Linked DNA regions of Homo sapiens: region 1 is linked to region 2. The links are chromatin contacts, found by Hi-C or POLR2A ChIA-PET in ENCODE. All regions are on one chromosome and are shown on one strand. Each heading gives the region's core, a stretch centred on a gene start or an enhancer-like site at or near the end of the contact. The rest is flanking DNA. Distances are from core to core; before and after follow the strand shown.

The links. A loop is a pair of places that touch in the nucleus more often than their neighbours do. ChIA-PET counts read pairs that join two places held with the same protein, here RNA polymerase II (POLR2A). Pooled maps may share reads with other maps.
Region 1: a loop to region 2 is called in a map of endothelial cell of umbilical vein, with 5 times the contacts of the local background. The contact joins the enhancer-like site here to the promoter of MLLT1 in region 2. A Hi-C loop is called at or near these places in 68 of 168 maps with a recorded cell type or tissue (DLD1, GM11168, IMR-90 and 37 more), 9 of 37 single-sample maps with no recorded cell type and 36 of 50 pooled maps. POLR2A ChIA-PET finds 5 or more read pairs at or near these places in 10 of 52 experiments (AG04450, Caco-2, H1 and 7 more).

The regions. Positions count from the first base shown.
Region 1 is chr19:6,237,083-6,241,215 of GRCh38, reverse strand. All of the region lies in intron 3 of MLLT1 (MLLT1 super elongation complex subunit), which reads left to right. Among named protein-coding and RNA genes, the nearest start is that of MLLT1, 41 kb to the left of the region's middle. RefSeq lists an enhancer at 865-1,366. Within about 2 kb of position 2,540, at least 20 of the 41 ENCODE cell types and tissues checked have a DNase peak (open chromatin) inside an H3K27ac peak, as active enhancers do; they include adrenal gland, ascending aorta, endothelial cell of umbilical vein and 12 more, where a contact is called at or near this core.
Region 2 is chr19:6,277,531-6,282,278 of GRCh38, reverse strand. It overlaps MLLT1 (MLLT1 super elongation complex subunit), which reads left to right and starts at 2,304. Exons shown (of 12, transcript NM_005934.4): 1 at 2,304-2,506. The coding sequence starts at 2,495. RefSeq lists a silencer at 1,907-2,336 and an enhancer at 3,137-3,216.

The DNA of each region.
Region 1 (4,133 bases), core at 1,291-3,790, 41 kb after region 2:
CCTCAGTTCAGGGTAGAGAGAGGCTGTCCTCATACTGGGCATGAGGGAGGCAGGAGGCCCCGGGACTGACCACTCGCAGGTCTCAGCTCAGCTGCTCTCAGCCTGGCAGCATTGGGCCGGTGACTTTCATGGGCTCATCTTGGGGATACCTCCTCCTGTCTTCATTTGTTATGGTCCAGATTTCAAACTGCCATTTTACAGGTGTTTACGTTGCTGGCTGCTTTCTGCCTTTTCTGGTGTCAGACTGAGGAGAAATCATTAAGTTTGGCTTCCAGTTAATAGAAGCCAAACTTTAAGTCTAAAAACGTCTGTTTCCATGGAGAGCATTTTAAAATGTGGTGTCTGCATTTCTGCCTCCTCCTTTTGGTTTCTAATTGCTCATCGATGCAGGAATTGATTCTGGTTATCGGAAATGCGAAGCACAGAAGGACGCAGGGTAGGAACTGGAGCTCCTCCCTTTTCCTTCCCTCTGCCCCTGAATTCTCCTGCTGTCTCGGGAGGTTCGTAGCTGAGTGTGGGGTCCAGTCTCTCCCTGTGCGTCTGACATCACCCCCACAGCGCTTTTGAATCTGAGAGCTGTAGGGTTCCGTGGTGCTCTCAGTCTCGTGGTTTGCTTTCTTCTCCCAACGGTGTATCCCGGGGGTCTCTGGGCCAGCGTGTGATGAGGAGTAGCACTTGAGTGCCTGTATATGGGGTGGGTTCTGCCTTTCCCACTTCACAGGTGAGGACGCTGAGCACAGATGGGCAACGTCACCTGCGCCGGGTGCCAGCTCCGCTTGGAGCCCGCCCTCTGCGTCACCTGCTGTGTCTGTCGAGCTCCTTCCAGTGGCGGCAGCGTGCTCCACAGTGGAGTTTGAAGTTCAGGGGTACAAGAAGAAAACTCCCCCGCCTCCCCTGACCAGGGCCAGCCTCTTCCAGGCAGGCCTGTAGGTGGCTGGCTTTCGCTGTTTCACATGGGGCTGCAGGCCCTGAGCACATGTGTGGGAGGGGGCGGGGCCTCTGGGGTCTCCCTGGCCTCCCAGGCTGAGCGGTCAGGCAGGCGTGAAGGGGCCTGGGCTAATGCTGCCCACACTGTCCTCCCAGCCAGAGGCACCGGTGGCCTTTCTGCCTCTTTCCTGTTTGATTCCTGCCTCTCTCTGAGGCTCAGAGAGGTGCAGCAGCCCGTCCAGGGTCACACAGTGAGCCAGTGCTGAGCCGCTTCAGCATCCAGGAGTCCTCTGACTCCTGGTCAGAGGTTTTCAGCCCACATGGTGCTGTTTTACCTAAGCCTTAAAAAAAAAAAAGTTTTTCTTTTGATGACAAAGCCAAGGTGATATATGCAGATTACAAGGAATTGAAATCCTCTCCATGATAAGCAATGTTTGTCCTGCCAAAACAGTTCTCTGTGTGCGTGAGTCTGAGTGTGCATGTGAGTGTGTATGTGTACAGGTGTGTGGATGTGAGTGGGTGTGTATATGTACATAGGTGTGTGTGTAAGTCTGAGTGTATGAGTGTGGGGGTGTGTGTGTACACGGGTGTGTTTGTGTGTGTGTTTGTACACAGGTAGGTGAGGGATGAGTATGGACGTGTATGAGTGTGTGTACATGGGTGTGTGGGTGGGTGTGTGCATGTGCATGTGTGAGTACACAGGTGTGCATGTGGGTAAGTGTGGGTGTGTGTACGCATGCGTGTGTGCATGTGTGGGCGTGAGTGTGACTCACACCTCTGAACTCCCTGCCCGTGGCCCTCCGGCGTCAGCACAGGCCGCTGTGCCTGGTTCTGGCCAGGGTCCATGTCGTGTTCCCTGGCATTTGTGTCAGCTGTCATTTATCTGACTAGGGGGGACATTTGGCATCTCCGGGTCTCCCTCTGCAGGGGTGCCTCGGTGACCCCTCGTACGTTGGTTTATACTCTGTGGGTATTTCGGTCGGATCGCATCCTGGACGTGGGATTTCAGGGATGAGGTTGTTTGCCTCTTGGGCGTCTTTTTTCCACATTTCTGTCTTCCCTTGCTTTCTTGCCGGACTGTGTGTCAGCCCCATTCCAGTATGCCGTGGACCGGTGAACGCGAGAGCCTAGTGCCTTACAGCTGTGTCCAGAGGAGGGGCAGGGCTCTGTGGACGCGAGAGGCTTTTCATGTGTGGACTAGTGGGTTTGGCACTTACTGGTTCTGTGAGGCTTCGGTAAATGGCCAGATGCCACGAAACCTGAGCTTCCTCTCCTAGCAGCTGGTGAGAGAGTGATGCCCTCCTGGAGTGTTGGTGTGGACTGACTAAGGCGTGGCGGGGTAAGGCCTGTGGCCCCACACCCAGCCCCACAGGGCTCGCTGCCTAGTTCCAAGGTAGCCGCCTGAAGCAGAGCAAGGCGTTTGCTGCTGGCCGGAGAAGGCCCTGGCGGAGGAGGCGTTTGGCTGCTGGCCGGAGAAGGCCCTGGTGGAGAAGGCGTTTGCTGCTGGCCGGAGAAGGCCCTGGCGGAGAAGGTGTTTGCTGCTGGCTGGAGAAGGCCCTGGCGGAGGGCTCCATCTGGGCTCCATGGCGGGGACTTGCCTGGTTCCCCACTGTCTTCCCAGCTCCAGGACAGGGGCAGGGTGGAAGGGACACAGGTGGTGTTGAATTCAAATTGAGAGCTGTGAGGCAGGCTGGGGGCCAAGCCAAGCTTATCTATTTAATTCTCCTTTCTAATATAGATGACGTAAAAAGCATACACAGAAGCAGAGAGAATGGCAGAGCAGCCGCCCCCCACCTCCGGCTCCCACAGCCGCCAGCCTGCATGGGGTGCTTTCTCCTCTCTCCCCGCAAGGGTTGTTTTGAATCAGGTCCTAGACATCACGTCTACTAATCTGCTAATATTTCCTGCTGTGCCTGTAAGATAAGATTCTTAAAACAAAAACCCTAACCACAATATCATTCTGGCTAGAAATTGGTAAATTAGTAATTCTTTAACATTATCACATGCCCAATACCATCAGTTTCCCCTATCATCTCTCACACACACAGTCAGCTCTCTAGAGCCTGCAGCTAGTTCCCTGCAAAAACTGAGGGAAGCTCTGTGTGTGTGGACATACGTCTTTTAAAATTAACGTGTTCATGTCAGGATTCAAGTAAGGTTGGAGCTTCTCTCTGTCTTTCCCTCTTTAAGTCAGGGTCTCACTCTTGCCTAGGTTGCATGCAGTGGCCTGATCATAGCTCATTGCAACCTCGAACTCCTGGGCTTAAGGGATCCTTCTGCCTCAGCCTCCTGAGTAGCTGGTGCTACAGGTGCACTACTACACTCAGCTAATTAAAAAAAATTTTTTTTGTAGAGATGAGATCTCACTGTGTGCATGAGGCTGGACTCAAACTTCCGACCTCAAAGCGATCCTCCCACTTCAGCCTCCCAAAGTGCCGGGATTGCAGGCATGAGCCATTGTGCCAGGCCCAAGCATTTCTCTTGATTGCTTCGTCTCTTAAGCATCTTTTTTTTTTTTTTTTTTTGAGACAAGAGTCTCACTTAGTCGCCCAGGCTGGAGTGGCTCAATCTCCATCATTGCAAGCTCCGCCTCCTGGGTTCATGCCATTCTCCTGCCTCAGCCTCCCGAGTAGCTGGGACTACAGGCGTCCGCCACCACGCCCAGCTAATTTTTTTTTTTTTTTTTTGTATTTTTAGTAGAGATGGGGTTTCACTGTGTTAGCCAGGATGGTCTCGATCTCCTGACCTTGTGATCCACCTGCCTCGGCCTCCCAAAGTGATGGGATTACAGGCGTGAGCCACCGCGCCTGGCCAAAATGTTTTTTTAAGCCCAGCATGTGTCTGTGAACCCTGGGGCCTCAGAGGGGAATGCTGAGCAGCCGCTGGACAAGCTTGGCGGGGCAGAGATGGCCAGGAGACAGCCAGGGTCGGCAGGAGCGGGAAGACCTTGCAGGAGGGCTGGTTGCTCTCCCCTCACATCCAGGATTGGGAGGGAAGGCTGGGTGTCCTCCAGGTGGGGTGTGGGGCAGAGGGAGTGTGGCCTCTCAGAGGTGGTGGCAGCAGCAGGCGCTCCACGCATGGCCCGCCGGCCACAGGGCCTTTGCCTTGCTGTGCCTCGTGCCAAGGCCAGCCTGGCCACTCGGCGCCTGTGATCCTCATCCCAAGGAGCACCAGCAGGCGTGGCGGGCTCGCTGCCTGGACTCCCC
Region 2 (4,748 bases), core at 1,055-3,554:
CTCCTTTTTCTCTGCAACCTTGACAACATCTGTTGTTTTTTGACTTTTTAATAATCGCCATTCCGACTGGTGTCAGATGGTATCTCATTGTGGTTTTGATTTGCATTTCTCTAATGATCAGTGATGTTGAGCGTTTTTCATATGCTTATTGGCCGCATGTATGTCTTCTTTTGAGAAGTGTCTGTTCATGTCCTTTGCCCACTTTTTAATGGGGTGGTTTGTTTCTTTCTTGTAAATGACAACCCGATTTTTAATGACAAGAAGGAATTAAAATAACTGCACAAGGATCCCCAAATCACAGGCAGAAGTCCTAATGTCCAAGAGACAAGTGGCTTATAAAGTCCTGAAAAAATGGGGTTATGCCTATTTCCCACATAAACACAGTTTACAGGTCATTGTAAAATTTTGTGATCCTCAATAAATCAAAACAGTTTTTTGAGAGATGGGTATTATTTAAAATTTTGTGGATAACATGAGATTCTCTCTTTAAAAATTATATCTTTGTTCAGGGCGCAGTGGCTCATGCCTATAGTCCTAGCACTTTGGGAGGCCATGGCAGGAGGATTGCCTGAGGCCAGGAGTTGGAGACCAGCTTGGGCAACATAGTGAGATCGCTCTTTCTATAAATAAATAAATAACCAAACTAGCCGGGCGTGGTGACATGAGCCTGCAGTCAGTCCTAGTTGCTTGAGAGGCTGAGGTGGGAGAATTGTTTGAACCCAGGAGGTCTAGGTTACAGTGCGCCACGATTGTGCCACTGCACTCCAGCAGAGACCTCATCTCAAAAAAAAAATCTTTATTGACAAATAATAACTGTATATATGTATGGGGTACACCTTGATGCTTTGGTACATGTATACATTATGGAATAAACAAATCAGGCTAATTGACATATCCATCACCACATATACTTATCAATTATTTATGGTGAGAACATTCAAAATCCACTTTTAGCATTTTTTTTCTTTTTTTTCTCTTTTTTGAGACAGAGTCTTGCTCTGTCACTCAGGCTGGAGTGCAGTGGCATGATCTCATCTCACTGCAACCTCTGCCTCCCTGGTTCAGGCGATTCTCCTGCCTCAGCCTCCTGAGTAGCTAGAATTACAGGCACACACCACCACGCCCGGCTAATTTTTGTATTTTTTTAGTAGAGATGGGATTTCACCATGTTGGCCAGGCTGGTCTTGAACTTCTGACCTCAGGTGATCCGCCCCCCTCAGCCTCCCAAAGTGTTGGGATTACAGGCGTGAGCCACCGCATCTGGCCGCTTTTAGCAATTTTAAAATATAAAATTACATTATTATGTAGTCACCTTGCTGTGTGATGGATCGCCAGAACTTATTCTTCGTGTCTAACTGAAAACATGTGACTCTCTTGGGTCATTTGAATGTAGCACGATTTCAAATTTGTATCATTCAAATTAGCATGAAGAATCACACAGTACTGTTCTTCAACCTATTTCACAGATGCACAAACTGAGACTCAGGGAAAGGTGAAGAAGGGGCTGACCAGGTTTGCCAAGGATTATGCAAGATTAGAAAATTAATCTCCACTTTGGGAGGTTGAGGCAGGCGGATCACTTGAGGTCAGGAGTTCGAGACCAGCCTGGCCAACATGGCAAAACCCCGTCTCTACTAAAAATACAAAAATTAGCTGGGCATAATGGCGAGCTCCTGTAATCCCAGCTACTCGGGAGGCTGAGGCAGTAGAATCTCTTGAACCTGGGAGGTGGAGGTTGCAGTGAGCTGAGATCGTGCTAGTACACTCTAGCCTAGGCCACAGAGCGAGACGTGTCTCATAAAAAAAAAAAAGAAAAGAAAATTAATCTCCAGTTCCAGAGCCCAGGGCTCGTTCCATTACATAGCAGCATCATGAGGTCAGGAAACAAAAGTGTCCCTACCGGGGGGGCTGGGGGATCCCTCCACAGGGCTCGAACCCGTAACCTCAGTTCCAGCCCCCGGGACGCTCCCGCCCTGGAGGCTCCAGCCACGAGGCAGCGCCCCCTGCGGGCCGCAGCGCGCAGGCGCCGCGCGCCCGTCCCGCCCCCGCCCCCCTCCACGTGCGGCGCACACCTCGCGCTCCCCTCCGCCAGGCTCGCCTCGCGCCTCCCTCCCTCCCTCCTCCCGCCCCTCCGGTCCCGGCCTCCCATTGGCTGCGGGCTTCGTCCCTCCGGCCGCAGCCCGGCAGGCCCCCGCCAGGCAGGAAGTCCCGCGCCACAAGCGGCCGTCCGCGCCGTCGATTGGCCCAGGTGGCTGTCAGTCGATGCGGCGGGCCCTAGTCGGCGGCGGGGGCCCGTGATCGGTGCGCGACCCGGGCTGGCGGTGGTTTCCGGTTCCGCGGGGCTGGCGGGCGAGCGGGCGGCCGGGATCGGCGGCGGCGGCGGCGGCGGCGGCGCTTGACAGACAATGAGGGCGGCGGGGCGGCGTTGAGCGGCGGCGGCGGCGGCGGCGGCGGCGAGCGACGCGGGGCCCGGGGGCGGGGCGGGGCGCCAGCCATGGACAATCAGGTGAGGAGCGGCCGCGCCGCCCCTGCGCAGCCCGCCCGGCCCCCTCCCGCCCGCCGGCCCGCCCGGCCCTCCCCGGTCCCGGCCTCCCCGCTCCGCGCCCGCCCGCCCGCTTTGTGCGCGCCCGCCGCTCCTCGGGCCTTTATGTGGGGCGGGGGCGCCCCTCCCCCATCCGCGACCCCGGCCAGGGCGCCTCGGACACCCTTCGGGACCCGGGCCGGGCCCGGAGCCCCTTGGGACGCCCCTGGTGACCCCCCAGCCTGGCTCGGAGACCCCCGGGAGACCCCTCGGAACGCCAGTCCGACCTGCATCCACCTGGGACGCCCCTGGGGACCCCAGCCCGGCTTAGGGACCTCAAGACAGCTCTCGGGACTTCAGCCTGGCCCAGAGCTCCTTCCAGGCACTTCCTGGGATCTGGGCCCTGTTCAGACCCCTCCCGGGGCCCCTCGGATCTGCCCAGTAGACCTTTCCGTCTCTAGGTCCAGGGCCAGTCACTGTCTCCTTTCCTGTCTGGACCCTTGTCCCCGAGTCGCCTCAAACTCCCAGAGTCCCCAACCTGCTGTCTGTCTTCCCTTCAACCTCAGCTCAGATATGAGGCGTCCCCGGCCCCCTGGGACCCTGCTCTGCGGCGTCTCTCTTCCTTGAACCCCGGCCCAGCCTAAGCTTTATCTCCACCCATCCCCTACCTGGACCTGAGCCTTCTCTCCCGTCTGATCCTGCCCCGGCTGCAGCCAGGGCATCCCTTTCTCTCCCAACCCCAGCCCTGGCCTGAGCTCCTCTGACTCCCTAGGACCCTGGCCTTCGGTCTTCTGCTGCAGGGACTCAGGCCTGTTTGGAGTGTCCCCTCTCTTTGTACTTGCTTTTTCAGACTTCTTTCTTTGACCCACCCTGCCGCCTCAGCCCCCTTCTAGTTTCAGGCCCTGGTCACTCTCCCTCGGACCCGGCGGGGCTGTCTCTTTCACCTTCAGACCCTCTGCTCTGAGACCAGGACCAGGAGCAGTTTCTTCTCTGACCTGGATTCCCCAGACCTTTGAGTCACTGATGGCCTGCTGTTCCCCTCAGCTTGGGCCCTCTCCGCCCCTGGGATCCTGATTTAGGCTTCCCCACACTTGACCCCAGTCCAGATCTCCCTCCCAGGCTGGTTGGTCACGTCACAGTCCTGCAGTCTCCTGTACAACCTTTGCCTTCAGGATCTCCCACTTCATCTAACGCCCATCAGCCTGATGAGTCCTGATGTCTCTTTCAGCCACTACCCTCTCCCTCCTTCCACCTCATTTTCTGTTTTTTTCCCCCAGGATCTTAGAGCCTCAGTTGAAACCCAGGGTGGGTGGGTGGGTTCCCCAACCTCCCTAAACGCTCTGGACGGCCCCTCCCCATTGGTCTGTGTTGGTTCTCATAAACACGAGGCCTTCCTGCACCCTGGCACCCCCTTTACCCAACTCTGCGCTGCCTCTTCTCCAATACCCAAGCCCCTACCCCTCTTCCTCAAGCCCAGAAGCATTGCTGGCCCCCAACATGGGATCATTTCTTCCTCCTCCTCTGCTGCCCTGGCTTTCAGGGGCACCAGGCCAGGAAAGGTGTTGTGGGGCTGTGGGGGTGGCAGCCAAAATCTCCGCCGTTAGAGAGGGCAGGTTGGGGCGTCCCTGGCTGCTGGCGCCACTGAAGTGGCACTGTCTGTGTGGTTTCATGGGTGGGGGGCAAGAATCCTCCCTCCTGCCCATCTCGGCGCCTGTGGCACAGGGTCATGGAGACAGGTGTCTCATGCTTCTGGCACCCAGTTCCCATGGCTTCCCATCTGGTTTGGGTGTTGCTGCCTTCTTCTTAAGAGGTAAGGAAGAGTTTGCAGCAGTTGATTGGTGGATTTCCACGGCGTGGTGTGAGTTGATTTCCGTTGAAGGGACAGAGCTTGTTGCTTCCAATCTGTATTGAGTTAAAAACCCAAATGAAATATACCTTTAGTGTCCACTTTCAATGAAGCCCACCTCCAGGCAAGTCCCGCTGGGCACACAGAGGCATAGGGTATGGCCCCTTTCCTCCTTCCTTAGTCCCTGGGGGAGATGTCCTAGGCCGAAGCGTGTCTGTTCCCCTTGTGATGTGTGGAACCCTGGAGGTCTGGGTGGCTGTCACTTATGTAAGTGGGATGGTGGAAATGGGTGGCATTCCTGGTCTGCGACAGAGGGAGATAAAGGTCTCACTCAGGTGGACAGGTGTGGGAGAGAGCTGGCTTTGCACTGCCCGGTACCAC